Linked DNA regions of Homo sapiens: region 1 is linked to region 2. A link is a loop called in an ENCODE intact Hi-C map of the cell type or tissue named here. Cell type or tissue: endothelial cell of umbilical vein. All regions are shown on one strand. Each heading gives the region's core, and the rest is flanking DNA. Links, peaks and the distances in the headings are about the cores only.

Region 1 (16,087 bases), core at 4,756-7,255, 260 kb after region 2:
GAGGAGTTGGGGGATGGGAAGGGGCTGGACGCAGCATGTGGAGGGCAACTTGCCCTGGGACTGCAGCTGGCCAGAGGCAGACAAGCATCCTGAAGGTCAAGCTAGAAGCTTTGAGTGGCGGTAGGATTCCCAAGCAGATGGAAAACTATGTTTGAGCCTTTGGGGGCAGGGGCAGCAGGCAGCACCCAGGTTTTCTCAGGAGACCCCAATTAAATGAGTTTGGTGCTGGGTACAAGTAGCACTGGTGGAGTCCCCAGTCCTAAGCTAAGTTCTGCTCCTCACTGACCTTGGGGAGGGCAGGCAGAGGCACCAGCTTGGACACAAGCCGAAATCTGAACATACAGATTGGAGGTGGAACACGCTGAGCAGGCCCTGGGCCAGCTCTTCCAACTGATCCATCAACAAGTGTGTGTGGGGTGACGATGGAGGCGGGCCTGATACTTTTCCTCTTTGGCCATGGGTGGTTCATGGGTGGTTGGGTGTCTGGGACAAGACCCCCAAAAGTCTGTTTGTCCCCATGTGTGGTGAGGGGAGGTGTCTGTGGGGAGCCTCTGAAAGGATCCCTCTCCTGCACTCTCGGGACTGATCTAAGCTAAGGGGTGCATTAAGTCCTGTTTTGTATAAGGTTCAGGCTGGCAGGGGATTGATTGGAGAAACACTTTGGGACCCATGGCTTTTCACATGGCCACCTCTCTCTGTTGTGCGTCAACTTTGGGACACTCCCTCAATTTGTGTCGAATAAATAAATACACACATGGGAGTTTATAGTATATGTGGCTGAGAGGCTAGGAAAGCTAAGGCCACAGGGTGGCTTTTCTCTTGGGGACAGGGCTTAAGCTGGAGTGTCCCAGGTTGCCGCCCTCCCAGGGACAAGCATTTCATTGACCTGGGGCTGGCACTGATTAAGTGGAGGACATCTTGTGCTGTCTGCCACAGGGCAGAACCAAGGTGTGCCAAGTGCAGAGCCGGAGCTTAGCTCGGTGCCAGGAAGGCCTTGCTTGCCTGAGACCCACCCACCATGGGGCTGACACTGGAGGTGACAATGAGTTTCCTGTCCTGGGCAGGTTTGTGAGCAGAGGGATGATGCCCCAGACAGGAGCTGCCAAGTGGCTTTCCACCCTGGAAGGCCTAGAGGCCTCAGAGACCCTCAGCCTTCCCTGAGGAGAGGAATCTGATTCCAGGGTCTGAATGAGTTGGGCTTAGTGGTCCAGCCGCCTGGCAAGATGGAGACTGGAAACTCCTCAGCTGCGACGTGTTTGTACCGAGCTCTGGATGCCGTCAGAGGCAAATGGTGACAGCCACCCCCACAGTGACACACAGAGAGGGAATGACACACAGCTGGGACGGCATATAGGCTTTCTATGACACCTGCCAGAGAGCTGGGGCACAATAGTGACAAGCAACACCAGAAAGACAAATGGACGTTGAGACACACCCTCTCACACAGATCTGGGCACACCCGGGGACTCAGAGATATTTGCCCAAAGATCACAAAGGTCTTCATTAATAAAAGTCCAGCTGAGTATTGAATTGAATGGAGGAAAGTGTGTGTGTGTGTGTGTGTGTGTGTGTGTGCACGCGCGTGTTGCATAAGCCTAGAACAAGGGTAGGCAACCTTTTTCTGTAAAGTGCCAGATAGCAATTATTTTACGCTTGTGTCCATATACAACTACTTAATTCCACTGTGTAGCCTACTGCAGCCTTAGATGATATGTAAACAAGTGAGCATGGCTCTGTTCTGATACATTTTATTTATGGACACTGAAATTTGAATTTCATACATTTTGCCTGTGTCGTGAAATATGATTCTTTTAATTCTTTCCAACCATTTAGAAATGTAAAAAGCATTCCTGGCTCACTGGCCGTACAAAAATAGGCTACAGGCTGGATCTGACTGGCTGGAAGGGGTTGCCAGCTCCTGCGATGTAAGGTTAGGAAAGATAAATAAATGGTCAGAGAGGTTGACAAAGGGAGGGGCTTAGCTCTGATAGCTGCAGATGCCTGATGGTACCTAGGATGCTTCGCTCCATTCTACGTGGAGCTCAGAGTGCCCATCTGTTTAATGGGTCAGGCCTAGGAGAGGGTCCCTGCCTGGCCTCAGCACCCTCCCCCAGATTGGCCTCTGCTTTGTCCCTGTGATTGATTCCCCCACTCTAAAGACACCTGGAGACAACATTCAGGACTGAAAAACTGACTGCTGTCACTTGAGCTTGCCAAACAGTTCCTGAGCCCCCTTCACCATTCACCCTTTGTGTCCAAGTCTGTGCCCATCCTCATGGGTGGGGAAGCCACACGGAAACCTGGGCATGCCCCTTGTTTCTAGACAAGACTCGAAACTCACAATGAACATGATGAGACCTGAAACAGCTCCAAGGAGAGGGGCTCCTTATCTCAGGGCTAGGGCTTCTCAGTGGAGGGCAAGGTCATAAAGGGCGGGTGCTGCCTGAGTGGGCTTCCTGGAGGTGGTGGTGGGGGTTTGAGTTGGCCTTGGAGGATGGCTGGACACTCTCATCCCAGCTCTCCGCAGACTCCATGCATTGCCTTAGCTGCCCTCATCTTTCTCCCTCCTGATCGATGGGCACTGCAGAGGGTTGGCTGAGACAAACATATATATATCCTTCCTAGGCACCTCTGAACTTCCCAGCTGCTGATCTAAGGCCTGTGGACTTGTGTAGTGAACCAGGTCCTGCCTTCTGTTTCTTCCTTTCTCTACTGCCTCCTCCTGAAATTTCCTTCCTGCCACCTGTGGTGGGGGTGGGCCAAGGAGACACACCTCTCTCATTTTTCCGTGTCTCTGGATTCTGTCCCCCACTTTCCATCCCAACCGCCTTCCTGCTCAGCTTAGTCCCCCATCACCTCTACCCTAGATCCGGGAAAGGGCCTCAGGGTACATTTCTGCCTGCACTTTCCCCCTTCATCTCTGCTCCCCAGCCTTTGAAGGGATATTTTCTAAATGAGAAGCTGATCACTCCACTCCATTGCTTAGAACTCTTCATTGCCCCACCCCTGTCTGGTGGAACAACCCTCCAGCTTCCACAGACTGGCACCAGCCCTCCACCTTCTCATCCACCTCATCACCTCCTGATATCTTGTTGTGTTCCTTGACACCCTGGAATCACCTTCCCAAATCCATCCAGGGGGCGCTCATCCAGGTTTTCTGGGCACTCGTGTGTCTTGCCTGTGCCAGGTGCTGTGGGCACACGCACGTCAGAGCTGGGCTCATGCTCACTTAGGAGAGGCTGAAGCTTAACCAGCGTCTGCACAAAGGGAAAGGCGCTCAGTGCAGAGCTACTCCTCTCCACACCACACCCCCTGCCGGGTAGGTGCTCAGTGAACATTTCCACAAGCTTGTGCCTCCCTCTGGCCAGGCTTCCTGTTCTCCTTCCTCCCCTCCCTCCTCTCATTCGCTCCGTCCTTTCCCTTCCTACCTCCCTCTTCTCCCCGCATTTATCTTCTGCCTTCTTCCTCCCCCTCCTCTTACCTGGCCCAGGGGGTGCACTCCCTGACTCCTCCAGGTCAGGAGAGGTCCCTGCACCATCCAGTATGGAAGAGAACTCCTCACAGGACCCTGGGAAGGACTCTGCAGCATGACCTTGGGGAAGTTTCCTGGTCTCCTAGGGCCTCAGAGCCTCACCAGTGAGATGGGATGATACTGCCAACGGGCACAGGTGCCCCAGCCTGGCCCTTCCTTGCTTTGGACCTGGTTCCCTACCCAAGCTTGTGCGAAATGCAGGGCATGAGTGGGATCATCACTGGGGCCCCTCTGGTGGCCTGACTCCTGTCACCTTGTCACGCCTGCCATTGCCGGGAGGCCCCTGGCCCAGGAGTTTGTCTGTGCCCTTTATCAGCTCTGGTCTTGAGGAGGAAAGAGGTTCTAGAGGGTTTCCCCTCCTTCCCTGCAGCAGCTTCTGTCCCTCCCTTTGAGGGGTGAGTGGGAGGGGGGCAGTGTTTCATCTTTCAGCCTTCTGTCCCTTGTTCCTGGCCCTAGGAGGGAGAGGAGGAAGTAGGGGCGGTCCAGCTCCCCTGTCATGAGTAAATGGAGCACGGGGAGAGCAGGGTAGGCGAGTGATGTACTTAGCCTGGCCATCTCCTTTCTGGTATCCAGGCTTGTCCTGCCCTCTGATGGGGAGGGATGCTGAGTGGCCAGAAGATTCCAGTAGGAGGTGGCACAGATGGCCCCAGCCCCATGATGGGCAGATGAGAGTCCCAGGGCTGTGTGGCCCAAAGAAGAGGTGGGGTAGGCTGTCCACACACCCCTGTGTGGGCTTATGTGAGGCAGAGGAAACTGTGCTGCTCTGGGCTGGTTGGGAAGGGCACAGGGACATCAGAGCTTCCCACTGTGGGCCTGGGCCAGACGCTGGAGTGGGGCAAGTGTCCATCTCAAGAGCAGAGTTGCCTTCAGCCAGGGGAAGCAGAAGGGCTCTGCCAGGCTTTGGACAGTACAGGGATGGCTGGAGGGTCTCTGAGTCCCCTCTGCACGGAGATGTGGAAAGTCTTCGAGCCCAGTGAGTCACCGCTCGCTCCCATGTGCTGCCTGATGATGCTATCCTGTGTGTGCAGGGGCCACCACTTCCTGGTGCAGCGACTCAGAGGAGGACATGGCTGCTGTAGTCAGTTTCACTCCAGGTTCGGTGGCTGGGCTTATGAGGCCTGAGGAGGAAAGGGGAATGGTGTGCTATTGGGATCCCCCTGAATTCCCTTACAGTCCAGGTATCTGTAACACATCCCATTCCTGCCAGGCAAGCCTCCAGGCTCTATATTGTGTGACCTTGGAAAGTGTGTCGCCTTCTCTGGCCTCAGTTTCCCTATCTGCACCTTGGGAGGTGGGCTTTAAAGTCTATTTCAGGTCTGAAATGTTGTGTCTGTAACTAACTCTTCCTAAGGAGGAAACTAGATATAGATATGTGAATGGGTGTAGTGGCGGACCTGACCAGCCCCTGGAGGTGTGTGTGGGGGTCCCTACTAGGGTACCAGTGGACTCTGAACTGATCTTCATTTGACCAGTAAGAGAGGGCAGTGGAAGCATAGGGATGGAGTGCACCAACTTTGGAGCCAGACTGCTTGGGTTTACTTCCCAGCCCTACCAGGGACTTGCTGTGTGATTTTGGGGAAGTTGCTTACCCTCTCTGTGTGTCGGTCACCTCCGCCATAGAAGGAGCTAATGCTAGTAACTATTTCAGGCAGGTTAAATGAGTTAACACATGTTTATTGCTTGGAAGAGTGTCTGGCACATACTAAGTATTTAATAAATGTTAGCCATTAGTAAATAAAAGCACAGGAGGCCTGCTATTCCCATTTTGATTGTGACACGGTGCTGTGGGGGTGGAGGTGACAGCAACAGGGTACAAAAAGTCTGAACACAAAGTGGTGAGATAATAATAATAGTTAACACATGTATAGCCCTTACTGAGTGCCAGGCTATAGTATATACTCTATAGTTTCTTTGTATAAATTTGCTGATGCCTCACTGTAACATCTATGAGATAGACATTAATATTATTCCCATTTTTCAGATGATAAAAAGAAGGCACAGAGAAGTTAAGCAGTTTTCCCAAGCTCCTGGGGCAGAAACCTCTGGCAAAATGGTCCCAAGTCTGTCATACTAAATGCCAGGAGGTGACTTTAATCATCCTCAAAAACTATCTGCCCCAACAGAGTCTGGACCCAAGAGAGAGAGCCAGGGAATATGGAGTGACCCATTTTCCCATCCTGAGCCACTTTTGTGGCTGGGCTGAAATCCATCCTCAGGGAGGGGAGAGATCAACCCTGGGCTGCAGTGGTGGGGCTTGGCCTGTCCCTTGAGGGTGTCACTAGCAGCTTGGGAGAGTCTGGAGGAGGAGGAGCCACTGGCAGGGCTGGGGTGGCCAGCAAGTGAGGGGAGGCATCTTAGAGGGACACTGCAGAGAAGCACTTGGTTTGGGGCAGGCAGCCTAAGTCTGTAAGCTCTGAGCGTTGTCCAGTTGGGGGCAGTGCAGGGTTGCGGTGGGGGCAGAAGTGCCTGGAGGGGCTGAAAGGATTACCGCCCAGAGAGGGGAGAGGCTGCGGGAGGTGATCCCTGAGGTCCCCAGCGGAGTCGAGGCCTGGGAGCTCCCAGGTTCTCTCTCTCCTCCTCTTTGCTGGCGGGGGCGTCTGTGTCCAGTTGGGCAGGGGGTGGACTGTAATGGGTGTGGGGACCAAGAGAAGGTAACAGTGGGAATCAAGAACCCTGGGTCTAGTTCCAGAAGAGGCACCCTATTGAGAGTGCCCCAGCTCCCTTACCCTGGGTCACTGGGCTGGGGACACACCTGTCTCCTAGTAAGCAGCCTGGCGATGAAGCAGAGGGCTGGGGGTGGGTCGGGGCTGGGGCCTCTGCTGGAGCTTGTCTTCAGTCCACCGCAGCTACAGCTGAGAAGCTGCCCTTCCCACAGCAGGGGCGAGGCCCCTGCAAGTCTGGGCATCCCTGCATGTGTGCGTGCATGTACACACATGTGCATGTGTGCCTATACCTGCACCCATATCTGAATCCAAGTATATCTTATTGCCTCTCTATAGCTGAATGCCTTTGCTGAGTGAGTGTGTGTAAGCGTGAATTGTTCTGTATATCTACAGTCTGATATGTGACATATCTGAATATCTGAATTGTCATGTGCTTACATCTGCACATATCTTTGTTCTGTGTGTGGTCCTCTATGTGTCTGTGAAGGAGTGTGTGTGTCTGTGAAGGAGTGTGTGTGTGTGGTGTGTGTGTGTGTGTGTGGTTGCCTGTCGGTCCCTGAAGGAATCTCCACCTTGTGTATCCCCATCATGGGAGTTTGTATTGATACCTTCAAGTGGTGGCCCTGGGGATAAATGTCTCTCTTTGTCTCTGTAGGGTTGACATGTCTTTATGATCATCTCTGTGGACCTATTTCTGTGTATTTGTGTGTGTTTGTGTGTGTGAGAGAGAGAGAGAAAGAGAGAGAAACAGAATCAGAAATCCACCAGTCCTCAAAACACAAACTCACTCTCTGTCTATTTGCTGCCACCGGCTCCCCCACCCCACCAGAGCTGTTCAAACTCCTAGTTCCTCTGTGCCAGCTCCCTGGGTTCTAATAAAGGTTAAAATAGAGGCTTTATAATTCTAGCTATACACGAGCATCACCTGGAGAACTTTAAACAACACTGCTGCCCGAACCACAGCTGAGAGCTTCTGATTCATTTGGCCCGGGGTAGTTGTGGAAAGCTCTGATGACTCTAGTGGGCAGCCCAGGTTTCATACTGGGGTCAGAGGTTAGGGCTTTGCTGGGGAAGCAGTGAGTATCTGCTAGGGGGCAGCCCAGTCCTAACCGGGGTAGTGCTGCTGCCACCTCAACGTGTTGCTGGGAGCAAGGAGCTCTGTTTTCACCTTTTTGGCCTGAGGTCGCGGAAGGTGCAGGGAATCGACGCCTGATCTTGGAGGCTCTCTGCCTTGCAGGATCTGCCTGCAACACTCTGCTGGCCTAGAGAGATGGCCTCCAGCCTCTGTCACTGGTGCCAGACACTCCTCCCTCGCAGCCAGGCAAGTCAGGAGGGTTGTCTCTTTGCAGGCAGAGCCTTGGGTTCCCCAGGGCTGGTAGAAGTGACCAAGCCCTTTAGGGGCCACCAGTGCTAGGTCACGCCAGAGGCAGCCTGTGGCCACCAGGGGCGTGGCAAGCCCTGGGAGCTGGTACAGAGACGGAAGCCTGAGTGCCTGGTAGAGATGGTGCCTCAGGGTGCCTAGAAGTGCTGAGGCCAGTGCTTGCCCAGCCTGCCCTGTCCTCCCTGACCCACAGGAGGAGGCTGGGCCAGTGTTGCCATGGCTCCCAGGCTTCTCGGAGCATCTCTTGGGATATCTGAGGCCTCCCTCCCCATCTCTGCATAATATGGGGAGATGGGGGCTCCCTCTTTTTGAGCCTTCCTGCAGCTGGTTTTATTTCTGCTTTTTGGATGCCTGCTTATCTCCAGCTTAAGCTTGGAGAGGCCCTGTGGGAGGCAAGGAGAGAGGGAGGGGACGTGGTTAAGCAGAGAGTGAGGGACACAAAGACCCCTGGGGTGCAGCAGCTCTGCCTGCTGGTGGGGGGGTGTGCGAAGACTAATGGTTGGGATGCACATGTAGGATTTGCTTGGGCCCCCCATGGCCTCCCGGGCCAGGCACCTGTGGGTTAGCAGTGCCCTGATATGGGCCTACTCAATCTCTTTTATAATAATTTAATAGTAATAATAATTTTTAAATAACCATAACCATCGTACAGCTGAACTGGAGCCTATTTAGCAGTGCCTGTTGACGGATGCTTTGCTGTCCCATTTTTTATTGTTGATGCTATTTTAAAGGATGCTGTGGTGAATGTGCTTGCATATGCTTCTTTTTGTCCAATTGCAAATATTTATCAGATGCAGAATTGCTGTGTTGTAGGGTATATGTCGTAATGATCAATTTTAGAAGCAGAGTATACTCTTCCCCTGGGAGCGTGCTGGGCTCTTGCAGCCTCCTTTTTTGACTCCCTGTAACCTGTCTCTCTGGTCCCCACCAGTGGCCCCAGTCCTTGCAGGCCTGCCCCCTTGGAGCTCCTGCAGCTCTGAGGCCTGAGCACATGCTTCACCTGTCACCGTGTTTTCCGTGTCATGGTTTAAGACTTCATCCCGAAGATGAAGTAGAGTGAGGTAGGGCAAAAAGTGGGTGTAATTGTTAGGGTACCAGGCCAGGCAGCTGGAACAAAGAGGCCTTTTAAGGGGGTAAATTAGCTAGAAGGTGGTTTCCCTCTGGCGTAACAGTCTGGGGCTAGGTGGGCCTCCAGGCAGGCTGGGTGGCTGGGCTCCACGAGGTTGCTTGGCGATCCTGCCTCCTCTTGCAGCATTGCGCCCTACCCACTCAGATACGGTTCACGTCCACACTGTCAAAGTGGGGTTTGTTATTTGGGAAGGGTTAAAGAGCAAGAGCAGAGATCATGCCATGCCCTCATGCACAGAGGGTGCAGATGGGACCACATGCTGCCACTCACATTCCATAAGTGCTAATAACTTCATCATGTGCCCACACCTCCAAGCAAGAGATACCAGGAAATATCATCTCTAGGTGAGCATGCATGTGCCAGCTAAAACTTTGTCACTGTGGAGGAGGGGGAAAATGCAAAGGTTTGGGGAGGCAATCCCTCTGTTGCCAAGGAGAAAGCCATTCCAGACCATGCCAGGAGACTGGTGGAGCTGAGCCAGTGTGTGCCCACAGTATCGCCAGCACCTAGCACAGACTGAGTGCCTAGCACATGTTTGCAGGGCAGAAGAAGAAAGAGCAAGACGGATGCAGGCAGGGAGGTGGGGTTATCCTTGGAGGCTGAGAGCCGTGCTGCAGGGAGCTGGGGGAATAAGGAAGGGAGGTGGTCTTGCCCCCGGCCACTGCACTGGGCTCACAGGATTCACACCTTTCCTTCCTCTCTAGCCCAGAGACACATTGGGGCTGACCTGCCGCTGCTGTCAGTGGGAGGCCAGTGGTGCTGGCCAAGAAGTGTCATGGCTGGTGTCGTGCACGTTTCCCTGGCTGCTCTCCTCCTGCTGCCTATGGTAAGGGCCCAGGAACATCTCTCTGGGAGCCCCAGGCTCACCTGAGTCCCCGCTCCAGAGAACTCATGTTTTTTCTGTACCCTCAGCTCAGCTCTTCATCTGGCTGGTATTTCTGCCAACACCACCACTGGGCCACCCAGTGCCTTTGTGTGAATCAGAAAAGACATGCCTTCCTCAAGACCCTGTACTGATTTGACCAGAAATGATTACAAAATTTACAAATCTTTATGATGCAACCTTTAGAGTTGCACAGTACACAACCTGCTCAACTGAATGCAGGAGCCCTGGTCAGGGCTGCAGAAGCCTCTTTCAATTTTCTCGTCACCAGCCCACAATGCCCTGCCAGGATAGAACTCAGAAGCCTGCCCCCTGCTCAGGTCTCTCCCTGAGTGAAGGTGGGGATGGGGAGTGAGCAGAGGAGGACTCCCAGGTTTTGGTCCCGCCACTCTACCTGAGAGTTCAGAGTAGCAGTGGGTGAGGCTGTCCTCAGAACCCTGGGTACCAGTCCTGCCTCTGGCCTGACTCACTGTGTGGCCATAGACAAGCCTGTCCCTTTCCCTGAGAACTGCCTGCACATCTGTGAATAGTAGGGATTGGACTATGTCCCCAAAAATGGCCCTTGGCAATCAAATGCCTTGTGACTGCCTCCACACTTGCTGACATCCCCCTGGGAACCATCCCTGCCCTGGGGTTTTGAGTTAAAGGGACGGCATTTGGCAGCAGCTGTCATGATAGCAGTGCATGGGCTGTGAAGTTACTTGGTCCTGAACTTGAAGCCCATATCTGCTATTAACCAGTGGTATAACTTTGGGCTGGAGTTTCTTAACCTCTCTGAGCCCCAGTTTCTCCTTCTGTAAATAAGGGTGGCGAGTAGGCCCCACTAAATAGCAGCACTGCTCCTTAGCCTGCAGCTGCCGGGGGCACTTTTTTCCTGAGTTCCTGGAGAAGAGAGAAAATGAGCTTTCTCAGCCTGACTTCTCCCCTACCACTTGTTTTCTCCTCTAAACTGCAGTAGTAGCCTCGTGGCTGCTAGAGTCAGGCCTCCTGGGTTCGAATCCTGGCTTTTCAGCCTACTGAGCCATATGACTTTGAGCAAGTGACTTAACATCTCTGTACTTAAGTTTCCACATCAGTAAAATGGAAAATGATAAAAATAGTACTTCATAGTACTCTCCAGATCCATACACACACACACATATGACACTCAGAATAATGCATGCACAGAGTGAAGTGCTATATGCGCTTGCTAATATTATTATAAGATGTGGAAACTGAGACCCCAGGAGGGAGTGGGACCTGTCCAAAGCCACACATTGAGTTGGTGACTGAGAAGAGCCCTTATGGTGTCTCTCAAGGTGAATGTCAGGGCCCCTGCTGGCCCTGACATCTCTTGTCACCCTCCTCTCTGCTTCTGCTCCCCACTCCCCCCAAGACACTGCCCCTGGGGCTTTGGTAGGAGAGCTTACAGATGGGCCTCCTACCCGCTCCCACCATCCATCCTGTGTTCTCCTACAGGCCCCTGCCATGCATTCTGACTGCATCTTCAAGAAGGAGCAAGCCATGTGCCTGGAGAAGATCCAGAGGGCCAATGAGCTGATGGGCTTCAATGATTCCTCTCCAGGTGAGCGGGGCGGCAGGGAGCATGCCACGTCCCCAGTGCCAGCTTTTAGAACTGTTTTCCTGTGCTCAGGCTCGGCCAGTGAGTGGTCAAGGTATGGGTTTCTGGGGACTTCAGAAGGCCCTCGAGAATACTGATGTCCTGGATCTGCTCTGGGCAATGATGCTGGGGTTGCTCTCCTCAAGGCTGATGTGGTCTGGATGCCTCACAGCTGTTCTGGGTGACTGGACATGGCTGCCTTCTCTCCCACAGGAGCTGGGATAGCACTGGTGCCTGAGCTGGGCAGTGGCTGTCAAGAGCTTGTTAGCAGGCAGCATGGGCCTGGTGGCAGCAGGGACACAGCTATTGCCTGTGGCTGAGCTGTACAGCACTTGGTCAACCCAGGGCAGGAAACGTGGGGTCCTTTCCCACCTCTTCTGCTCATTGCATCAGAAGCCAGAGAAGAAAGCAGCAGCAGGAACTTCAGTCTTGAAGACTTGGGTACAACGCTTCTCCTGGGGCTGCCTTTGAGGAGGGTCCTGCTTCCCTCCACTGGAGGAAGCACACATTGCAGGACATTGAGCGTTCTTAGCCTCTCCCTCTAAATGCCCATAACGTCCCCGATCCCAATGACAATCACAAAATGCCTCCCAAGATTTCAAATGTCCCAAGGGAGTGGCACGATCCCTGGTAAGAACCAGTGGCCCCATCGAACCCCTCTCCTAACTCTCCATTGTGCAGATGGGAAGCTAAGGCTCACAGAGCAAAGGCGCCCTCAGCTCTTGGCCTCAGGGGAAGTTGGGGATTTAGGGGAGGGGGCATCACAGAGGCCTCTCCAACCTCACTTTTGCCTTAATCGTTGAAGGACTGGCTCCGTGCTGCCTAAGGGTAGGGCTCTCTGCTCAGGCTGGAGGGATTCATTTTCCTTCTGGATCCTCCTGGCTCCTCTGAGCACCATGTATTTAAGCACTTGACTAATCTGCAGCCCAGTTAAATGGAATGGTCCCACTGGACGGAGCTGCCCAGCCAGTTGCTTCTCAGTGAGCATTAACTGGTGAGGGAGCTACTCTGGACCGTGCCGGCCTTTGCCTCCGCTGAGCTCTTGCTCAGCCCTAACCAAGGTTGAACGTGGATTCGGGGCCCCACCAGTGAGGGAAACTGAGGCAGGGGGCCAGAAGGGCACACAGTTGGAGGAGACCCAAAGAATATCCCAAGAATATCTGGTCCAAGTCTCTGTTTGGAGGATGGGACTGCCGAGCCCTGAGGGCAGGGATGGTGTGGATCACATGGAGGATCAGGCTGAGGTGGGTCTGGAACCCAGGTGTCCTGCTCCCAACCCAGGGCCATTGTTCCTGCATTGCGTGTCTCAGATACATTTGGGGTTGAGCGACAAAATCATCCAGGAGGGAAGAATAAAGGTAGGGGCTGGGGTGGGACAGGGACCTCGGTGTAGGCTGTGTGCAGTTTAATTGCTCACCTGCTTGTTGAACTCTGGGCTGACAGGGCAAGACAGGCCTGTCCACAGGGATGTCGTGGCAGAGAAGGGAGATGGATGCCAGGCTGGAAATACAGCATCCCTGGAAGGGCCAGGCCAGTGCTGGGGAGGAGGTCTCACCTGCAGGTGTCCTCAGGAGAGGAAGAGATGAGTTCTTTGTGGGAAGGATTCATATATTGAAACTGGATCCTTGCTTCTTAAACCTGGCTGCACATCTGAATCACTGGGGAACTTTCAGAAAAACGTACTCCAGCCACAATCCAAACCAATTAAATCAGAAGCTTGGGTCTGTCATAGTCACCATAGTTTTTAAAAGCTCCCCAGGCGATTCTAATGAGAAGCTGGTGTTGAGAACCCTTGAGCTAGGCCCAAGGGATAAGTAGGCATTTGAAGGTGGTGGAGAATTGAGGGACAGACGAATGGGTGAACACTGTAGGCTGAGGAATCCACAAGAGGCAGGAGCCTGGTGTTTTTGGCAGTAGTGAGTAACCTCCTGTATTTGGAACTCAGTATTGGAGCAGATGGGTTGGGCTATTGAGGGGGCATGGCTGAGGGCCCAGGGAGCAGATATTGTGTATTTCATGTCATCTCCACTGGAGATGAAGGTGGGGGAAAACAGTGGCCGGCTCCCACTGAGCTGGCATCTCTGCAACTGCCCCAGGGGCTCCACTTGTGCCCTCTCAGGGACCTTGTGAGTCAGGGCTGGCCATAGGAGGTCAGGGTGTGAAGGATTCTCCAAGAATTGAGTGAATAGCTCTCCTTTAACCCTGTCCAGGTGGGAGAGGAGGCTGCACCCTCTCACGATCTGCTAAGGAGAGGATCCCTCATCTATCCCTACTCGTCCCCTCCCTTGAATCATAGGGTGGGGCTTTATAAAATAGAGCTGAGCTAATTAAGCAGAAGCAAAGGGCAGCCATTAGGTGGGAAAGAGGAAAAGAGTAAAGGCCCAGTTGGACCACCAACTCCATGACCCTTTCCTGCTCTGGGCCTCAGGAGCTTCTCTTTTAAAATGAGTGGAGTGGGGTGGATCATGTTAATAGCCAGACCCTCTATAGACTTCCTGTGTGCCAGGCTCTGTGCCAGCACTTCATTCTATCACCACAGCAGCTGGAGGGTGGGGGTGGGTCTATTATGACCCCTATTTTATAGATAAGTGAACTGAGGCACAAGGAGGTACTTTGCTTAAGGACATAGTCCATTAAGAGGCAGAGGCAGCCTGTACCCTCAACTGCTGGGATGCACCACCTCTAAAGAGTGACATGCTGTGGGTCCCAGCACCCCCCCGGGCGCAGCACCAGCCATGGGATCTTTGAAGGGCCCTTAACACCTTAATTTTCATGTCTGAAAAATGGAGGAAAAATGATACCTACCACATAGGATTATTGCATTAAGTGATAAAAGCCTGTGAGAAGTGCTAAGGACAGCGTATGGGATTTACTAAGCACTTAACTAAGACACTGTAGTTATTAGGAGCTGTCATCTTGGAGTGTTGGGGGTTTCCAGGGCTCCCACCTTCTGCTACATCCCAGTTCTTCTGGGGAGTAGAGAGACATCTCTAGGAAGCAGGTCAGCGCCACTTGGAACAATCCTGGAAGCCCCTCTGGAAGAGCAGGGGAGAAGTTAGGGAGCAGATCTGGGCTTCAGAGGGCAGATGGAGAGTACAGGAAGGTGGAGAGAAGCGTTCCGCTGGGGAAGGGTGGAAAGGGAGCAGTGAGTAAGGTGGGTGGGCACCGTAACAGCCAGCACTTCAAGGCGGGCACTGGGTTCTCTGTCTCTGTCTCTCTCAGACACGCACGCATGTGCGCGCGCACACACACACACACACACACACGTACAAGAACGCATTTAACCCTCACCAGCCTATGGGCTGGGTAGAGTTTTACCCCCACTTAACAGATGAGGCTGCTTAGACACAGAGACGTTAGGTTGCTTGTCTCTTACCTAGTAAACCCCTCAGCCGGGAAGGTGGAGCCAAGCTGTGCATGTGGATGGTTCTGGAGTCCGTGCCTTCACCCCTGGGCTGCATTTGCTGCTCAGAAGAGGAGTGAGGAGACGCCCTGGCCCTCAGCTTTCCCCTTGTCAGGGTGAAAGGTCATACAGCAGAGGCAGTTGCAATGAGGCTGGAAAGAGGCCTTGGGAGACAGGGACCCTGAAATGTGCTCCAGGTCCACCCTTTTCTTAGCTATGAAAAGGCCAAAGGGTGTTTGTGTTTCTAAGGCCCAGGAGAGAATGAGGTCTCGGCCTCTAATGACTTGCTTGGGAAGGAGAGGGGCAGGCCAGGGTGAGGGGAGGCCCCTGGGGAGGCTGTCCTGAGAAGCAGTGTCCATCTTGCTCACTTTGGGGCTGTTGTCTGAAGAGCTTGCCCTGCAGGCTGAGGTTGGGGGACTCCCCTCAAGGGCCTCAAGTTCAGGGATAGCATTGACCTTGCTGTCACTCATCAGGGGAGGCCTTACTCTTCCCCCATTGAACCTTCAAGAACCTCTGGCCTGCTCTTAGGGGTACCCTGGCTGGAGCTGGGCTTCTTGGCTCCAAATTAAACACACTTGTGAAAGATGGGCCTCTACCCCTCTCATCATACCTGCAGCACTGTAGAGCCCCCAGGAGCATTTAAAGGTGCTGATGTCGAGGCCCCTCTCCAGACCAAAGTCCTCAGCATTTGGGTTGGGGGGGTCCATGCAGATCTGTGTTAAAAGCCTCCAGGTGATTCTAAAGTGTACCCAGGTCTGAGAACCACTGGCCAGAGCACAGCATCCACCAGGGTACTCAAGTGATCTCAGGCAGAGAGCAGCCCCTCAGGGCCCAGATAAACCAGGCTGGGGAGCTCACTACTAGCTGAGTCAAATCTGAGCGTACCAAAGAATCGACATCTGTGCGTTGTGTTATTAATCCGTGCCAGTCCTCCTGCTGCATCTCTTTCCTGCACCTTCCCTGCCCGGGTGGTCCCCAAGCACACACGCCATGCACAGAACGCTGGCCAAAGGTCAGCTGATGTCCTTGAAACACACTTGAAAAAGGAAACCTGGCAGCTTGTTCCAATGCCTGTTGAGTGTAAACTCACAACAGTGTCTTTTATCTAGGTTTAATATACTTGTATATATTTTGTGTGTCTCTCATAATTTTTTAAATCTAGTAATATGAGTCAATTGGAACAAGAGCCCTGATCTGTTAGTTGAATTATGTCTGTGGCACTGTGTGTGTGGCTGGGGGGCTCCAGGGGGATCCAGGAAAGTACTTGTTTCCTTCAAGCCCCTGCTCCTCACTGGTCCTGGGACCTCTACCCTAAAGAGAACCTAGGATGGTGCTGTGCAGAGTGGCCTTCAGAGTGGTAGCCAGGAGACAGATGCACTGAGGGGAGGCACCCATGGTAGCAGGCAGCTTAATGGGGGTGAAAAATAGAGCCCAGAGAGGTGGCCGTGGGGAGTGAAAGCAAGCTTGGAGCCTGCCTTGCATTGTTTGCAAAATCC
Region 2 (16,087 bases), core at 7,053-9,552:
TTTCCTTTCTTGCAACAGCTTTGTCAGATGCTGATACCTAGGTTATGCTAGAAGTGGTCCCTCTTTTTCTATCCCCTTGAAGAGTGAGTGTAAGATTGATGTGATTTCTTTCTTAAATATTTGGGAGAATTTACTGGAGAAATTTTCTGTGCATTAAGTTGAAAGGTGTTAAATTATGTGTTCAATTAAAAACTTTTTAATTCAAATTTCAACTTTCTTCTTGTGTAAGTTTTGGCAAGTTGTATTTTTTCAAAGAGTTTGGCCACTTTATATGTGTGTTTTAAATTTATTGGTATAAAATTGTATAATTATATTATCCTCTTATTATCACTTTGAAGTTTGTGAGATCTGTAGTTATGTCTTTGTTTCATTCCTGTGATTGGTAATTTATGTTCTTTCTCTCTTAACTAGTCTCACTGGGAATTTATCATTTGTGTAATATACTCAAAGAAAACTTTTGGCTTTATGTTTGTTTTCTATTTCATTGACCTCTGCTCTTATTTTTATTATTTTCTTCATTCTATTCTCTCTGAGTTTAATTTGCTATTATTTTCTAGTTTACTGATTCTCAGCCTTCTTCTTTTGTAATATGTTTTAAAGCTGCAAATTTCTCTGTAAGTAATGTTTTGTCTGTATTCCGTAAGTTAATACGTTACATATTCGTATAACTTAGTTAATATATTTTCTAATTCCCATCGTGGTTTCTTTTTTTTTTTTAACCCATGGGTTATTTAGGCATGTACTACTAATTTCATACATTTAGGGTTTTTTTTGTTTATATTTATATATATATTATATATATTGTTTATTTAATTGTTTATATATGTATTATTCTTTATGATTGCAATCCTTTGATATTTGCTGAGATTTCCTTCTAGTATATAGTTAAAGCCTATCTCTGATAAACAGCATGTATTTGGAACTTTAAATCCAGTCGATAATTTTTTATTCTAGTTGGAATAATTATGGCATTTATATTTTCTTTTTACTCGAATAACTTCCTTTAGTATTTTTTTTTAGCAGGTATGTTAAATTTTTTTTTCTAGTTTTTATTTGGAAATGTCTTTGGTTTGCTTTTTTTTTTTTGGAGACAGGGTCTCATTCTGTCACCTAGGATGGAGCACAGTGGCGCAATCACAACTCACTGCAGCCTTGACCTTCCACGCTCAGGCAATCCTCCCACCTTAGCTTCCTAAGTACGTGGGACCACAGATGCACTTATTTCCACACACCTGGCTAATATTTTGTATTTTTTGTAGAGACGGGGTTTTGTTATGTTGCCCAGGCTGGTTGTGAACTCCTGGGCTCAAGCCAGCCTCCCATCGTGGGCCCAGGGCAGGTATTCTCATATAATACATGGTGGGGAGGGGCTGCCCGTGGAAGAGCAGCCCACTTCTAAGAGGAAAAAGGGTAAAGCTGAGCCTAAATGCCTTTTATTTTTTATGGAATTTATCAGTCATATAATTCACACTTCCTCCGTTAGGGTGGAGTGATTAAAGAGGGGAAGAATGGCCAGGTGGGCCAGACCAGCAGAGCCTTCTTCAAACTTCTAGAAAACACTGGGAGTTGAGAAAAAGCATCCTTCAACCCAGCAATTATTATCCCCATTTCACAGATGAGGAAACTGAGGCACAGAGAATCCAAGGAACCTGACAAGGTTCTGGGTGGGTGCAGATCCAAGGGCACACAGACTGGCAAATGGAATATGGGCTGGATTTCAGCTCTCTCTCACTGCCTCAGCGAGGCGTCTTTGTGTAGTGCACATACTACACAACTCTACACAGTGCTCTTGATTTGAAACCAGGGCCAAAGTAATCCCAATGGTAAATATATCTGCATCCCCTGCCCTTCCCAACTCCCCTCCATCAGTGCCCCCTTCCCCTTGTTTTTTGTTTAATTCAGTTTGGTAAACATGGGTCTCAGTCCTAGTGTGTACCAGGTCCTGTGAGTTCTTCAAGGGGAGACACACATGTGCACATATAATTCTTCTAAAGCGTGGGAAAGTGCAGTGAGATGGCATCAGAGCTGGCCATATGCACAGAGCCAGCTCCACCGCTCTGTCCTAAGGAAGCTGGAGGAGAGGGAGCTACTTGGGGCCCTTTTTGGGCCTCCAAACATCAGGTTCAGGAAAATCCATGGAAGTCACACCTAGGGGCACAGGTGGGGTTAGGGGGCAGGTGGAGGATGCAACCTGCTGAGATGTTAGGCGGTGTGAGTATCTGTGCAGTCAGGCCCTCCTAACTCTGACACTCCTCAGATCTGACTCCGGGAGCTGAAGGGACTATTTTCTGGTTTATTTTTTGTTTTTCTTCTGTGCCCTTTGATATCAAGAGATGCTTGGAAAATATGTCACCTGGACTCCCATTGTGGGGGTTGTGGCTGTTTGGGGCCACCTGTCACTTGTCGCTGGCTTGTCAGGGCTGCCCTTGTTGGGTTCCTCTCACCATCACTCAGAACCATGGGGACTCTGGCCCTGACTGGGCAGTCCTCTAACCCTCGTCTCTCTCTCCCTCTCGCTAGAGTGCTGTGTTGCGGGCGGGGGCCTTTCTCTACACATTTGTGGCTCTTGCTGTCACCCACACACCTGACCTGAGTAGACCCTCAGGAAACTTCAGATGTAGTACGGAGCATGGGAGAGGAAATTTTTACTTACAACCCCCCAGGGCTAGGTCTTCCAAGCCTCTTGGCTCCTCAGGGGCACTTTGTGAAGGTGGGTTCTTTGGAGGCACCTCACTTGTGTTGCTCACAGCCCTCCGTTGGGGTGTGCTGGCCTGTCATTTGTCTGAGGGCCCCTCAGAGTGAGTTTCTGGACCTGCAGATGGCCACATGGACACTCCTACAGTTGGCTTTCTGCAGATTAACTCAAAACACACCATGCTGGGCATCTAGCAATAGGTGTAGGCATAGGCTGCACAAGTTCCAGCCACTTACTTGCTCAGTCAGCTTCAGAAACCTGGGTGTAACTGTGGTCATGAATTGAGAAGAGTTTTATCCTCCCTTAGGAATTCAACCCACAGCAGTTGCCACAGCACTGACATCTAAGGGTCAGGGCTGGTGAGCAAATGTGTGCCCTGTCACATGGCTTCAACCATGGAGCCGTGGGATCCAGGGGTACCAAGATATGAAGGCCTATGGTATAAATGAGGGTTCTGAGGCCCAGAGAGGGGCACAGACCTCTCCAGGGTCACACAGGCCATCAGGGTCAGGGACCAGATGACCTGACAGTATAGGCAAATAGAGGGGTGCATGTGTTTCCTGTTGCTGGTGTAGCATTACCATAAGCTTAGTGGCTTGAGGACAAACACAGATTGATGGTTCTGGAGGTCAGAGGTCTGAAGGATGTCTCACTGGTCTGCAATCCAGGTGTCAGCAGGCTGCATTCCTTCTGGAGCCTCTAGGGGAGAATCTGTTTCTTTGCCTTTTCCAGGTTTAAGAGGCCACCTGAATTCCTTGGCTCCCTTCCTTCACCTTTGAAGCCAGTGACGTTGGCTGAATCCTGCTCAGGCTGCCTTCTTTCTGCTTTTCCCCTTCCTGCTCCCTCTTCTGCTTTTGAGGACCTTTGTGATTACCTTGGACCCACCTGGTTGATCCAGAACACTCAGCATATCTCAAGGTCAGCTGATTAGCAACCTTGATTTCATCTGCAACCTTAATCCCCCCTTGCCATGTAACCGAACACATTCAGGGGGTCTGGGATTAGGATGTGGACATAGTTGAGGGAGGGGGTCATTTTTATGCCTGCCACAGAGGGCAGCTGTTTGTTGGAGCACTGTACTTTTTTTTTTTTTGTCTCACTATGGTTTTTAAAATATTCATCTACTCTCTCAATCTCCCTTCTGACCACTCTCAAAAGATTTTTTTGTGTTTTTCACATTTCCCCCTGTCTCACTGTCACATCTGTCTCTTTTTTATCTGGACCTTGTGTGGAAAAGGCAACAGGAAACCCACAGCCATGCCATCCCCAGAAGCAGCAGGCTTAGGTGAGGGGAGGATGTCTAGCTTTGGGGCCTGCTGTGGTGAGTCCATGGAGCTTAGGGTCATCATTAATTTCATGAAATGGATTTTGTCCTGGAGAAAGTGAGTATCTTCCCAGAATACAGCCTTGAAGTATGATATAGTCCATGCAATTGAAGTCTAATTTAGACTTTTAAAAAAGATTTTAAATTAAGCATTTTAAAAAGCAGGGTGGAATACATGCATCTTTAGGACTTGTTTACATTCTTAACTTCATAGACTGTCAGTGCTGGAAAGATCCTTAGAATCCAAACCCTTTATTTGGCAGGCGGGGAAAATAGAGCCCCAGAGAACAGAAAGGAAATGACTCACTTGAGCTTTTGCAGGTGTAGCAAAGTTATTTTCATAAACTCTGTTTTCCCTTGTAGTTAATGTTTAAAGCTTTCTTTTTAAATAGGCATGCTCCTCCTGTATTCACTTAAAGCCTCCATCACAGATGTCACTAACCAACATATGATGTCTTGCTCTTCATGTTACAGATCCTTTGGTTTTGGGTAGACTTGATTTCAGACTCTGAATTCCTGGAGTCATACCCTCAAAAAAAAAAAAAAGACCCTGTCAATTCACAGACATACTCATTTATTCAGTTAATTTATTCAACAACTATTTAGCAAGGACCAGCAGTATGTTAAAGATGGCTTGTACTGGCTTCGAATGCTGATTTTTAGTGCCCCTTCTTAACTTTGCATTCAGTGACATCACATTGGTAGCTTGGAATTGGTCATGTTTAGAATATTTATACCATGGAGATTGGCAAATGCAGCAAATCAAGGTCCCCATCCCTGGAGAGCCAGTTGTTAACATTTACCAGCACACCACCTGCGATGGCCTACTGTGTGCCAGACCCACCAGCCAGTCAGCTGTGAACAAAGCAGATTGAGTCCCTGCCCTCTTGGATCTTCCACTTCCAGTGAGACGAGGCAGCCCACAATAACACCAAAACAAGGAAATATATAACATATCTGAGGATTACAAGTGCTAAGGGGAAAAATAAATCATGGAAGAGTGACAGGGAGCCCTGGGGACAGAGCTGCTATTTTATAAAGAGGTAGCCAGGAAAACCTACCAGAGAGGGTTACACTTGAGAGGAGGCCAGAAAGGAGACAGGGAACTTGCACTTTGATCTCTGGACGCAAATGCCGACAGCAGTTGTGCACAGGCCCTGCAGTGGGAGCATGTTACTGATTGAGGCTGGACTACATGAGGGAGAGAGGAAAAAAAGCAAGAAAGGAAGCAAGGGCTTGGTCATGTGGGGCCTGGAAGCTGCTGAATGCATTGGCTTTTACTTTGGATACTCCCGCATCTAGGAGATATGGGAGCCTTTGGAGGTCGAGCAGAGACATGCTGTGATCTCACTTGTGTTTTAATAGGGTCCCTCTGGCTGCTGTGTTGAATAGATTCAAGTGTGGAAGGAGGAAGGCAAGTGTGGAGGCAGGGAGACCAGTTAGGCAACTGCAGTAGTAGAAGAGAGCTGGTGGTGGCTTGCATCAGGGAAATGGCAGTGAAGGTGGTGAGACATGGGCTAGAATATGGGTGTATACATACATACAGACATACATCAGCAGGGCTATGTTCTGAGAAGTGCATTTTCAGAAGCGCATCCACATCTGTGGGCCCCTGGAGGCACTGAAGGACCTGGGAGAGTTTGGGGTGCACCTGTCTCTCTCCTCGAGACTGCTGAAGTGGAAACATCATAGAGTGTACTTACACTGACCTGGATGGTGCAGCCTACTACACACCTAGGCTAAATGGCTTAGCCTGTTGCTCCTAGTATACACACCTGGACAGCATGTTGCCGTATTGAATGCTATAGGCCATTGTAACACAATGGGAAGTATTTGTTTATCTAAACACATCTAAATTTAGGAAAGGTACAGTAACAATATGATACTATAATCTTATGGAACCACTGTGATATATGTGGTCTGATATTGACCGAAACCACATATCTCATTGGGATTCGTGTATGGATTGGATGTGCTGTGTTAGAGAAAGAAAGGAGGCAAGGATAACTGCAAAGATTTTGCTGAACAACTGTAAGAGGGGGGTTGCCGTTCCCTGAAATGAAGACTGTGGGAGAAGCAGGTTTAGGTCATGGTCATTGGGCCATAATTTATACCTCTGGTCTGCATGTTACTTTCTTCTTTTTTTTTTGAGACAGAGTCTCGCTGTGTCGCCCAGGCTGGAGTGCAGTGGCGTGATCTTGGCTCACTGCAAGCTCCGCCTCCCGGGTTCACGCCATTCTCCTGCCTCAGCCTCCCGAGTAGCTGGGACTGCAGTCGCCCGCCACCACGCCTGGCTAATTTTTTTTGCATTTTTAGTAGAGACGGGGTTTCACCATGTCAGCCAGGATGGTCTCAATCTCTTGACCTTGTGATCCGCCCGCCTCGGCCTCTCAAAGTGCTGGGATTACAGGCGTGAGCCACTGCGCCCAGCCCTGCATCTTACTTTCTATCAGGCCAGTGGTGTTTCTTTGTGAACTGGCCTTCCTGTGGCCTTAGTTCAGGGTCCATGTGCTTGCAGTCCACACATGTGAGCAGTGAGCTGTCCTGTTACTTTTGTGCTGTGACATTTCTCCTCTGGCACTGGGGTTTTATTGAAGCTGTTTAAGAGGCTTCCACACCAGGACTATTACTAGAGCCCAAGTTAGTAGGGTTGCTCACAGCTACTGTCTAAGGACAGTAAAAGCAAGTCCCCATCTTGCCTTTATGTCATGCACTTCTTTGTCTTGTGCTTGCAGGTTGCAGTCTGCTGAGCAGACCTCCAGGCCTCTCTGGGCCTCTGTGCTCCTGTCTGTAAATGAAGGGGTAGGATGGGCTGCTCTGTAATGGCTCCCCAATTCTACCCTCTACACATGCCTAGACCAGACTTCTGACTTCTTTTGTAATCTCTGAATTACTTTGATTCAGTTGACCTCTCTAAGGCTCATCTTATGTAAATAATGAGCCTGTAAACCAGGGTCCTGTGACTTTGGAGTCCTTCCTAGACTATAGGCTCCTCTGAGCACCTGTGGGTATATAGTAAATGGATTTAGGACACAGCAACCTGGAATCACTCCCAGCCCTGAGTATGAGCATCTGTCACTGGAGGCCTGTTCCAGGCTGTTCCTGGCTGCAGCATTTTGAGCTGAAGGCAGGCTGACTAGGGCAAGGTTAAATTCCACCATCCCTAACCCCTTTGCCTATTACTTGTTGAATGGTTTCTCAGGTTAGGTTCCTAAGAACAATGGTTCTTAAACTGTGATCTCTGGACTGGCAGCATCTGCATCATCTGGGAACTTTTTAGAAACAGCTTGTCTGACCCACTGAGTCAGAAGTTTGGGGGTGGAGCCCAGGAATCTGGGTTTTAACAAGCTTTTTAGGTGATGTCATGCGTGTCAAGCTTTGGGAAGCAATGCCCTAGGGGCCAAGCCTGAGTCAGATTCCGGTACATGTAATTTGTTGGGGGCATGCTCTCAGGAGGAAGTGGGGTGAGGAAAGTGGAACTGGGCAGGGGAAGGAGCTCAGCAAAGGTGTGAGGGCTAAGGGCTCAGGCTGATCCCCTGGGGAGATGTGGAGCATGAATTGACTCAGAGTTAGTCCCATGTTTAAGGCAAGGGAGTGAGCTTTTTGTGCCCCTCTTAGTCATTGGCTGTGGGCTGCCCATCCTGGAGTGGGGCGGGCAGTGTGCAACCTCCTAGATGAGTTTGGCAAAGGACGATTCTCCAGAAAAGGATGCAGCTGTGAGCCCTTAGCAGCTGACATTGACAGCAGCTGGGAAGTATTTACCTGTCTGAGGCAGCTGGGTGGGACACCTGTGGCCTCCATGTCAGTTCTCATGGCTCCTTCTGCATTCACCCAACCCCTAGGTATTACAGTAAAGATAAACTGCAAAGCCTGTCCCTGGATATCACCTTAGATGCATTGGATGCCCTGGTGAGATGGGCCAAGCAGGGATCTTTTACAGGTTAGGATACAGACTCCAGAAGGTGAGACTGAAACGAAACTGTTTCCAGGCTCAGACAGCCTTTCCCATCATGACATGTGCAGCCCTCTGCAAGAGCATCATATTACCCATTACTGGCTTTGTGGCTGGGTCACGTCCTTTTGTCTTAGTGAGTTCAGAGGTGTCATAGCCCAGGTAGGCACTGGGGATGCCAGTGCATGATATGGTTCCCTGCCTCCAGAAGCCCAGGGTGCACTGGGATGCCCTGTGTAATTGGGTGCTAAATTGTGGCCCTCACAAAGGAGTGGAAGTTCAGGGAGCAGTTAAGGGACGCTATTGAGGGGGCAGGAGGGCCCTGGGCTTGGAGAGGCAGTGTTTAATGCAAAAGACTTCCTGGTAAACCAGTAACATTGGAGAAGGAATGGCTGTACTTTTAATTCACAGATCCAGGGGAAGATTAACCTGCCTTGTTCTGCTGTGGGTCTCTGCAGCCTTGATACAGCCAAGGGCCCAAAGCCTCAGTGTTTCTGCCTTTGCATTGAAACACTCCTCTGACACTGGGGATGCCTGGCAGTTTTTCAGGTTTTGCAGAAGAATGGACAGTAGATGGCAGCAGATCTTCATCAATCCTCCCAACCCCAGCGATTTAGTCTCGTTGCCCTTGTTGCATAATTTAATTCAGGGGACATTCACCAGGCCCTACCAGACCTTTCTTAAGCAGTCCAGGGGGAGAGAGACAAGTGCATCCCAAACTCTCCCAGGTCCTCTAGAGCCTCTGGAGGCCCCCAGATCTGGAGTGAAAGCCACGGGCGCACAGATGCCTCTCTGTGTCCTGAGGGGGAATGAATTGTGCCAGCCGGGACTTGGAGGAGGCTTACAGAGGATGTGGCATTTGCGGTTCATTGACTGTTCCCTGCTTCTGAGCATCCCAGCTCTGAAAACATCTGCACCTCATGGGATGAGTAATGGGGAGAATTTTCATTTTAATTTGTCTTTATGCATTATTTGGACTTCACATCAGACTATTAAGGTTCAAAATCTGACTCTTGAGACACACAATACCTATTTCCTTTCCAGCATGCCGGTCATCCTGTGTGGATAGTGGCCTGCTTGGGCTCTTGCACTGGTTCAGCCTCACCTTCTTAACCTGTTCTGGGGACCTCTCTTCTGTGGTGGATACAGCTGTCCTCCACACCTGCCATTGATGCCCGATGCTCAGCCACTTCTCCCCACTTCTCAGCCTGTTGATCACATTTTACCCTATACATGTGCCCCCAGTCCACAGTGGAATGCCATTTCTCCTTCTGATTGCTGGCCTCCTGAAAGTAGGCACAGGAGATTAAACATGAGAAACAGCTCCAGTGCATGTTACAGGCCACTCTGAGCCCTCCAAAAATGGGGTTGATGACCCCTAAACCTTGTGTGGTTATTATAACCCCAAGGTACCTTCAGTTCCATGGTTTCCAAGTCTCTGATCTGATGCGTCTGCAGAGGAAAGAGATTTCCCTTGACTCAGATTTCCTTTGAGATCCAGAAAGTGCGGCTAAAGAAGTGAGAGAGTGGCCACACATCCCCCTGGAAGGGAAGATGAGTGATCTTGTATTGTCCATCTGTGGACATCAGCATGGCAGCTCTGAGATCTCCCTTGGACCACACCTGGGCCCTTGCCAGCTCCATCCTAGGTTCTGAGTCCTGGGATACAGGCTGGGAAGATGTTCCATGCAGGAGAAGTAGCAGCTGTTAGATGGAAGGAAGTTGTTGGGCTCTGAGATAATATTTGGGAGATGAGTGTGAGAGAGCAGGAGTGGTATTATGGAGAATCTTTCCTGTATTCCTTTTTTTCTCACTCCAAGATGCTTTTGTGCTGCTCTGTTAGCTATGTTCCAGCAGTTCCTGGCTACCAGAATCCCATATAAAGGCCCACATAGAGGTTAGTAGGACCAGAACAAGGCTGAGTGAGGTGAAGCATCTAGGATGCAAAATGTAAGGAGCTACTCACTCTCACAGTTGTTCAGCTGCAGGCTGGACACCTGCATTAACCTGAGAGGGAAGGTCTCTTAAAATTTTGCACCTTAGGCTTCTTGATTATCTCACCCTAATCCTATCCTGGTTAGCAGAGTTTGGCTGCTTTCTTTTGTTCCTTCAGTATCTTGGACAACCCTCAGTATAGAACAATGATTTGATAACTCATATTTATATTCATGAACTTTTTGAGGCCTGGAATGGGGCCTTATTTCTCTGTCTTTACTCAGCCATGTCTCTGTACCTGGCAATAATAAGTGCCAAGCAAATGAGAGAGTGCACTTAGCAAGGAGAATGGAAGGGAAAGTTATGCTAATCTGTCTGTGATAGTATCGTGAAACTTAAAAGTGGTAAGTCTTTCATATAATTGAAACAATTTGAACTTTAGTTTGCCTGTTGGCATTCATTAATTTACTCAGTAATTTTTTTGTTCATACAAAACTAGTTACATGACTGCCTGATCACCCAACCATATATCTAGCCAACTAAACAACTAACCAGCCATCTGACCACCCAACCAACCAACCATCCCAACCGACCAACCAAACCAACCAACCAACCCAACCAACCATCCAACCATCCATTCATCCAACAAACCATTCCACCCATCCAATCATCTCACCCACCCAACCAACCAACCCACCCAACCAACCAACCTAACCAACCCGGCCAACCAACCATCTAGTCAACCAACAAACTATCCAAACATCCATTCCATCCAACCAACTAACCAACCCACCCAATCAAACCAGCCAACTCACTGTCCCAACTGTGATGCCCCATCTTTAAGTCGTCTGGAATGTTGCCTTCTTCAAGAAGCCTTTCCTGATCTCTTCACTGTACCTATACTTGGACATGATCTGTTTCTCAGACCTCTCATGGCACATGTCACGCTGGAGAGAGTTGACAGGCTACTTTGTTCCTCCTGCTGGACTGTCAGCTGCCTGAGTATAGGGGTGACTTGTCTGTGTCCCTACCTTTTTGAGTTTTGCTCAGAATTATTCCAATAAATAAGAATTGAGATGGATTCTTGACTTTGCTTGGAATTTGGAAGGGGAGAATGAAGTATGAGGTCTTTCCTTAACTTAAGAAGTTCATAGAAGAGCAGAATTAGTGACTTAGCACACAGAAAAAGTCAACTAAAAATAGCAGGCAGATCTGTTTCAGGGTCAGATGGATGGTGCTAATTGAGATGCCGTAGGAGCTTAGAGGAGAGGGAGGGGGTTTTCTGGATGAAGCAGGGCTAAGCTGAGCCTTGAAGGCTGAGTGGGTTTGAATAACCCAGTTTTGTGTGGCAGGGGGCAGTCTTATTCTTCAGGCCTTATTACTGTGCCTGGAACATATTCATCACTCTTCTGTGCCTTGCTCTAAGCCTGAGGTTTTGTTTTTGGGGTAGGGGGGAAAGTTTGCTGGTATCCCTGGGGTCTCATTCCTAAAGACTGAAGCAGCTCTCTTGTTCTTCCCCAGCGTGTTTTTCTACGGCCTGCATTGGGTTTTGCTGCATTTGCAGACATTTTTGGATAATGTACACTTATGGTGGGTCATGGAGAAAACCTAAGCTCATAGCTCCACCTAAGGATCATGGCATTTATTTAGGGAAAAGATGGGCGTCCTTGTTCCTACCCTGTGATAGGCTGGATGCCTTGGGGCCTGACATAGAGAGAGCCAAAGTCTTTCCCTTGCCAAATCCCATTCAGTCCTGCTGGAGTACTGGGTGTATGCCTTCCCTCATGACTCTTGGGCTGGTTTTCTCAAATGGTGGCTGAGGGATGGAATTCTGCTGTGACTGTCAGAGGTGGTGTCTCCATTTTGGAAAGATGGCCCCTGATGCTGAGTTATGTTAGGGGCATATTGGGCAGAGTTCCTCAAATCACAAAGATGATCTGCCAGGGCAGCTTCCTGTATGGCTAGATTCCATGTGTGTGCCTCATTCCAGAAAATTCTACTTTGTTTTCTCTACTCATTCCACAAGAAGTTAGTAAAGCCATGGGATTTCTTTCATTTCCTGTTGAGGCCAGTTTTGTGGTCATAGGTCCCTCAGAAGTGGGGCCTTTTCCCAATAAAGTAAACAGTTTTTGATCTCAATCTAAATACATGGTATTTAATTTTATTCAACAAAGCATTTATAGAGTGCCTCTTGCTTGTTCGAATGGTGTTGGGGAGAGAAATGCTGAAGATGAGGTTCCTGCTCCCAAGAGGCTGAGACATCCCGACAAATATGTACTACAGGATTAAGAAAAAGATGAGTGTGATAAGGGATCTGGCAGAGTTCCACAGAGATAGAGTCTGGATAGTTTCAGGGATAATTATGCTGTCGATATCTGTTGAGTCCTCACTATCTGACTGGCCCTCTTATAGGAGCTTTGGATGTATTACTTCATTTAATCCTGACAGCAACTTTACATATTTACAAGTGGGGAAACTGAGGCACAAAATGACCAAGCAGTCTGAGTTCATGCAGGTTTTCTGGCTTTTGGGGCCTTAGTCTTAATCATTATCCTTGGCCCTGACCTGGGGGAAGAGGACTGTTGAGAGCTGGCATTAGCAAGGACATAGAGGGCAGGTCTGGCAGTTCAGAGAGTGGAAGAATCCCAAGCCGAGGGGATGCTGTGAGCAAAGAGGTGGGCAAGTTGGTGTAGCTGGAGCCCAGGGGATGTGTGAGTGGTGGGAAGAGGGTAGACTGCAGGCCCGACAGGTGCCCCAAGAGCCAGACCTTCTTCTCTAGGCAATAGAGAGGGATAGAAAGTTCTCTTGTGTTTTGGGTTCTGTTGTTTTTTAACCAGGAAGATGTGCCGCAAGGTGAGTCTAGGGGTGCAGCAGGTCTGAGAAAGGTGACTGGCAGCAGGGCCCCTGCCGGGAAGGCAAGTGGGCTCTGGCCTGGATGTGCCAGAGGGGTAAGGAGCCAGGGAGCTGAGGAGGAGAATCCAGAGGACGAGGCAGTCAAGGAGGACTGTGGGCCTGGAGGAAGGGGAGGTTGGGCAGGCAGTTAGCAGGAGTAGGGGCACCTGAAGGGGAGGTGCTGCTTGAGTCAGGAAGAAGATGAGTTGTTTCTGGATATGTCCAGTGGAGCTTTTGTTTCCACAGTCAAGAGTGGGGCAGAAACGCAGATCCCAGGGAATGTTGGGAGGAGCTGGCATGGGCTGAAAGCTGAATTCCTTGGAGGGTGGACATTGCCAAGGTCAGTATCTTGCAGTGGAGACCACGTGCTTGGTGTGGGGCAGGGCAAGAAAACGGAGTGGTCAGAGCAGAGCCCCACCCAAGGCGAGGGAAGAGCCAGTCTCCTGGAGGCAGGAGGTTGCATTTTCGGACCCTTAGGAGAGGTTGGGAGGTCACTGGGCCTGGTGATGGCGGTTCCCAGGTGGCTTTGGAGAGAGCACCTTGAGCAAAGTGCTCCGGGGCAGAAAGTCAACTGTCGTGTATTGAGGAATGGGAGGAGATGAGGACATGTGTGGAGAGCCTTTGTGAAAGAAGTTTAGAGATGAAGGGTACACAGGGACAGGGTGGCAGCTCAAGAAAGAAGAAGGTTAAGGAATAGGGCCGTTTATTCAGGACAAGAGAGATTTGTGCATGTTTGTGAGCCATGTTTGCACCAGCAGCAGAGACAAGAAATTCACCATTCACAGAGGCAGGGTGCACGGGCTTGGGTGGGGCCCGGAAGGGGACAGTGCTGACAATACCAGAGTCATTTTCTGTTACGCTCAGTAACGATAATTGATGTCTGTAATGATGGGCCCAGGGCATTACAAGTTCCTGAAGTGCCTTTTAAATCTCTAATGAAAGAGTCAATTCTACTCAGCAGAGTTGTTGAGTTACTTGAAATTTATTCCAATTAAGCAAAGCTTTGTTCAGTTATTGAGATCTGCTATTTGGGAAACATTGCATTGTATTGTATTCTGAGACTTTGAAACTTGGCTCGCCATCTTTCACATATTTAGTAACTTGGCATGGTGAGGTTGAAAGGGCCCCGCTTTAGAATTGAACAGATTTGGGTGCAAATCCTAGCTCTGCCATATACTAACAGGGCAAAGGCAAAAACTTTTTAGCCTCTTTTAACTTTTTTAGGATTGTCATAAGGAATAAGTAAAATAAAATATATCAAATATTTGGCCCACAATGGTTATTTTAATAAATATTAGCTTCCCCCCACTCTAGCTATTTGGTTAGCCAAAACACCCATTTAAAAAAAAAAACAGATGGATATATTCCTGAATAGATGGGGATTTTGTGAGAAGGATGGAAAGTGAGGTTGGAGTCAGATTATGGAAGATTGTGATGGTCAAAAGAGAAATGTTCAGGTTAGTTGTGAGAGCCATGGCCAGGGCTCCTGTGCCCTTGGGCATGTCTTTCCCCTGGGGTCAGGCATATAGCAGGCTTTTGGAAACGTTTGTGGATTGAATGAATTTGCCTGCCTTGAGGCATTTCCTTCTTTTTTTATTGAAGGCTAGGGGAAGGTGGGTCTGTTTGAAAGCTCTGGAGGGTGAGGCAGATGTGTCTTCCTACCCTCTTCTCTTCTAGAAGGTTTTCCCAGGTCAGGCCTGGACAATGGGCTGGCACAATTGGCTCCACTTGCCTAGGCCCATGTGGCTGTGGTCCTCCATGTCCCTGCTTCTGCCTTGAGCCCAGGGTTTCACTCAATTGTTTAAAGGGTCAAGATGCATGGAAAGTCTAAGAGAGGACAGTGGCATTTCTATAACTGATATTGCTTCCTTTGGTCCCAGTGTCACTTTGTTTAGCCTTTCTTCTTTAAATAAAATTTCTTTTGAATGAGAAGAAAAGGAAATCATGTAAACTGAAAAAGTCCCAGATGGAAACCGAGACCAAGTATTTTGCCACCATCTGAGGATTAGAGGCTGTTTGGCAAGGCTGAGAGCCACGTCCATTATTTCATGTCCACCTCCTCATGGAGCAGTGGCACACTGAGTGGCCGTATTCCAGAAGCTGCTGTATGGAGGGCAAATGATCTTATAAGGGCATTTTGGCAGGTATCTAGGAATCAACCCCTGGATCTGCCAAAGAAACCCATCCACACACAGAATTCTCACACCCATAGTCTCCCTCTGCCCCTGCTCAGCTCCCTAACAGATCTCAAGTCACTTTGTAGCCTTGACATGGAAGATCAGATATCTTTAAAATTCAACACACTCCTAGGAGTATATTAAAAGAAGAAAAGAGAAGTTGAAAGTATCCATTTTAGATTTAAAAAAAAAAGCCGGTCTGGTCTAAGGGAGGAGACCACCCCTCATGTTGTCTTATGCCCAATTTCTGCCTCCAAAGAAAGAAGAAGTAAAAACTAAAAGGCAGAAATGAAATCCACAAGCAGACAGCCTGGTGCCACACCCTGGGCCTGGTAGTTAAAGATTGACCCCTGACCTAATCAGTTATGTTATCTATACATTACAGACATTGTATAGAAAAGCACTATGAAAATCCCTGTCCTGTTCTGTTCTGTTCTGTTCTAATTACCGGTGCATGCAGCCCGCAGTCACGTACCCCCTGCTTGCTCAGTTGATCACGACCCTCTCACGCGGACTCTGTTAGAATTGTGCGCCCTTAAAAGGGACAGGAATTGCTCACTCGGGGAGCTCGGTTGTTGGAGATGTGAGTCTTGCTGAAGCTCCCGGCCAAATAAAGCCCTTCCTTCTTTAACTCAGTGTCTGAGGGGTTTTGTCTGCGGCTTGTCCTGCTACATTTCTTGGTTCCCTGACTGGGAAGCAAGGTGATTAATGGACGGTCAAGGCAGCCCCTTAGGCGGCTTAGGCCTGCCCTGTGGGGGACTCTGGCCAGCTTGAGCGACGCAGATCCTGAGAGCGCTCCCGGGTAGGCAACTGCCCCGGTGGAATGCCTTGCCAGAGCAGTGCGTGGCAGGCCCCCGTGGAGGATCAATGTGGTGGCTGATCACCAGGAAGGAATTGGCACTTGGAGTCCGGACATCTGAAACTTGGTAAGACTAGTCTTTGGAACTTGCCCACTCCATTTGAGTGGAAGCGTGGCCTGATCACCCATGGCATACCTATACCGGCACTTTGGTTTTTGTTTTTGACTTGACTTGGATTGCTTGATACTTTGGTTTTGGTTTTCACATGGCTTGGATTTCTTGATACTCTGATTTTGGTTTTGATTCTGGTTT

Evidence for each region. A loop is a pair of places that touch in the nucleus more often than their neighbours do. Peaks named below come from ENCODE experiments on the same cell type or tissue, not always from the same donor. Only the 100,000 strongest peaks of a DNase experiment are listed, where the experiment ranks them.
Region 1: a loop joins it to region 2, with 4 times the contacts of the local background. A loop is called at or near these places in 2 of 110 quality-filtered maps.

The regions. Positions count from the first base shown.
Region 1 is chr7:31,053,785-31,069,871 of GRCh38, forward strand. ADCYAP1R1 (ADCYAP receptor type I) reads left to right here. Exons shown (of 16, transcript NM_001118.5): 2 at 9,410-9,531; 3 at 11,047-11,152. The coding sequence starts at 9,481. Among named protein-coding and RNA genes, the nearest start is that of ADCYAP1R1, 9.5 kb to the left of the region's middle. RefSeq lists an enhancer at 16,074-16,087. In endothelial cell of umbilical vein, for the core only: a CTCF peak has its summit at 5,951 (motif pointing right); no DNase peak of the experiment used is centred there.
Region 2 is chr7:30,792,347-30,808,433 of GRCh38, forward strand. The region is part of intron 5 of MINDY4 (MINDY lysine 48 deubiquitinase 4); the gene reads left to right. All of the region lies in intron 7 of INMT-MINDY4 (INMT-MINDY4 readthrough (NMD candidate)), which reads left to right. Among named protein-coding and RNA genes, the nearest start is that of MINDY4, 29 kb to the left of the region's middle. RefSeq lists enhancers at 7,454-7,573, 8,440-8,569. In endothelial cell of umbilical vein, for the core only: a CTCF peak has its summit at 8,515 (motif pointing right); DNase peaks (open chromatin) are centred at 7,365 and 8,565.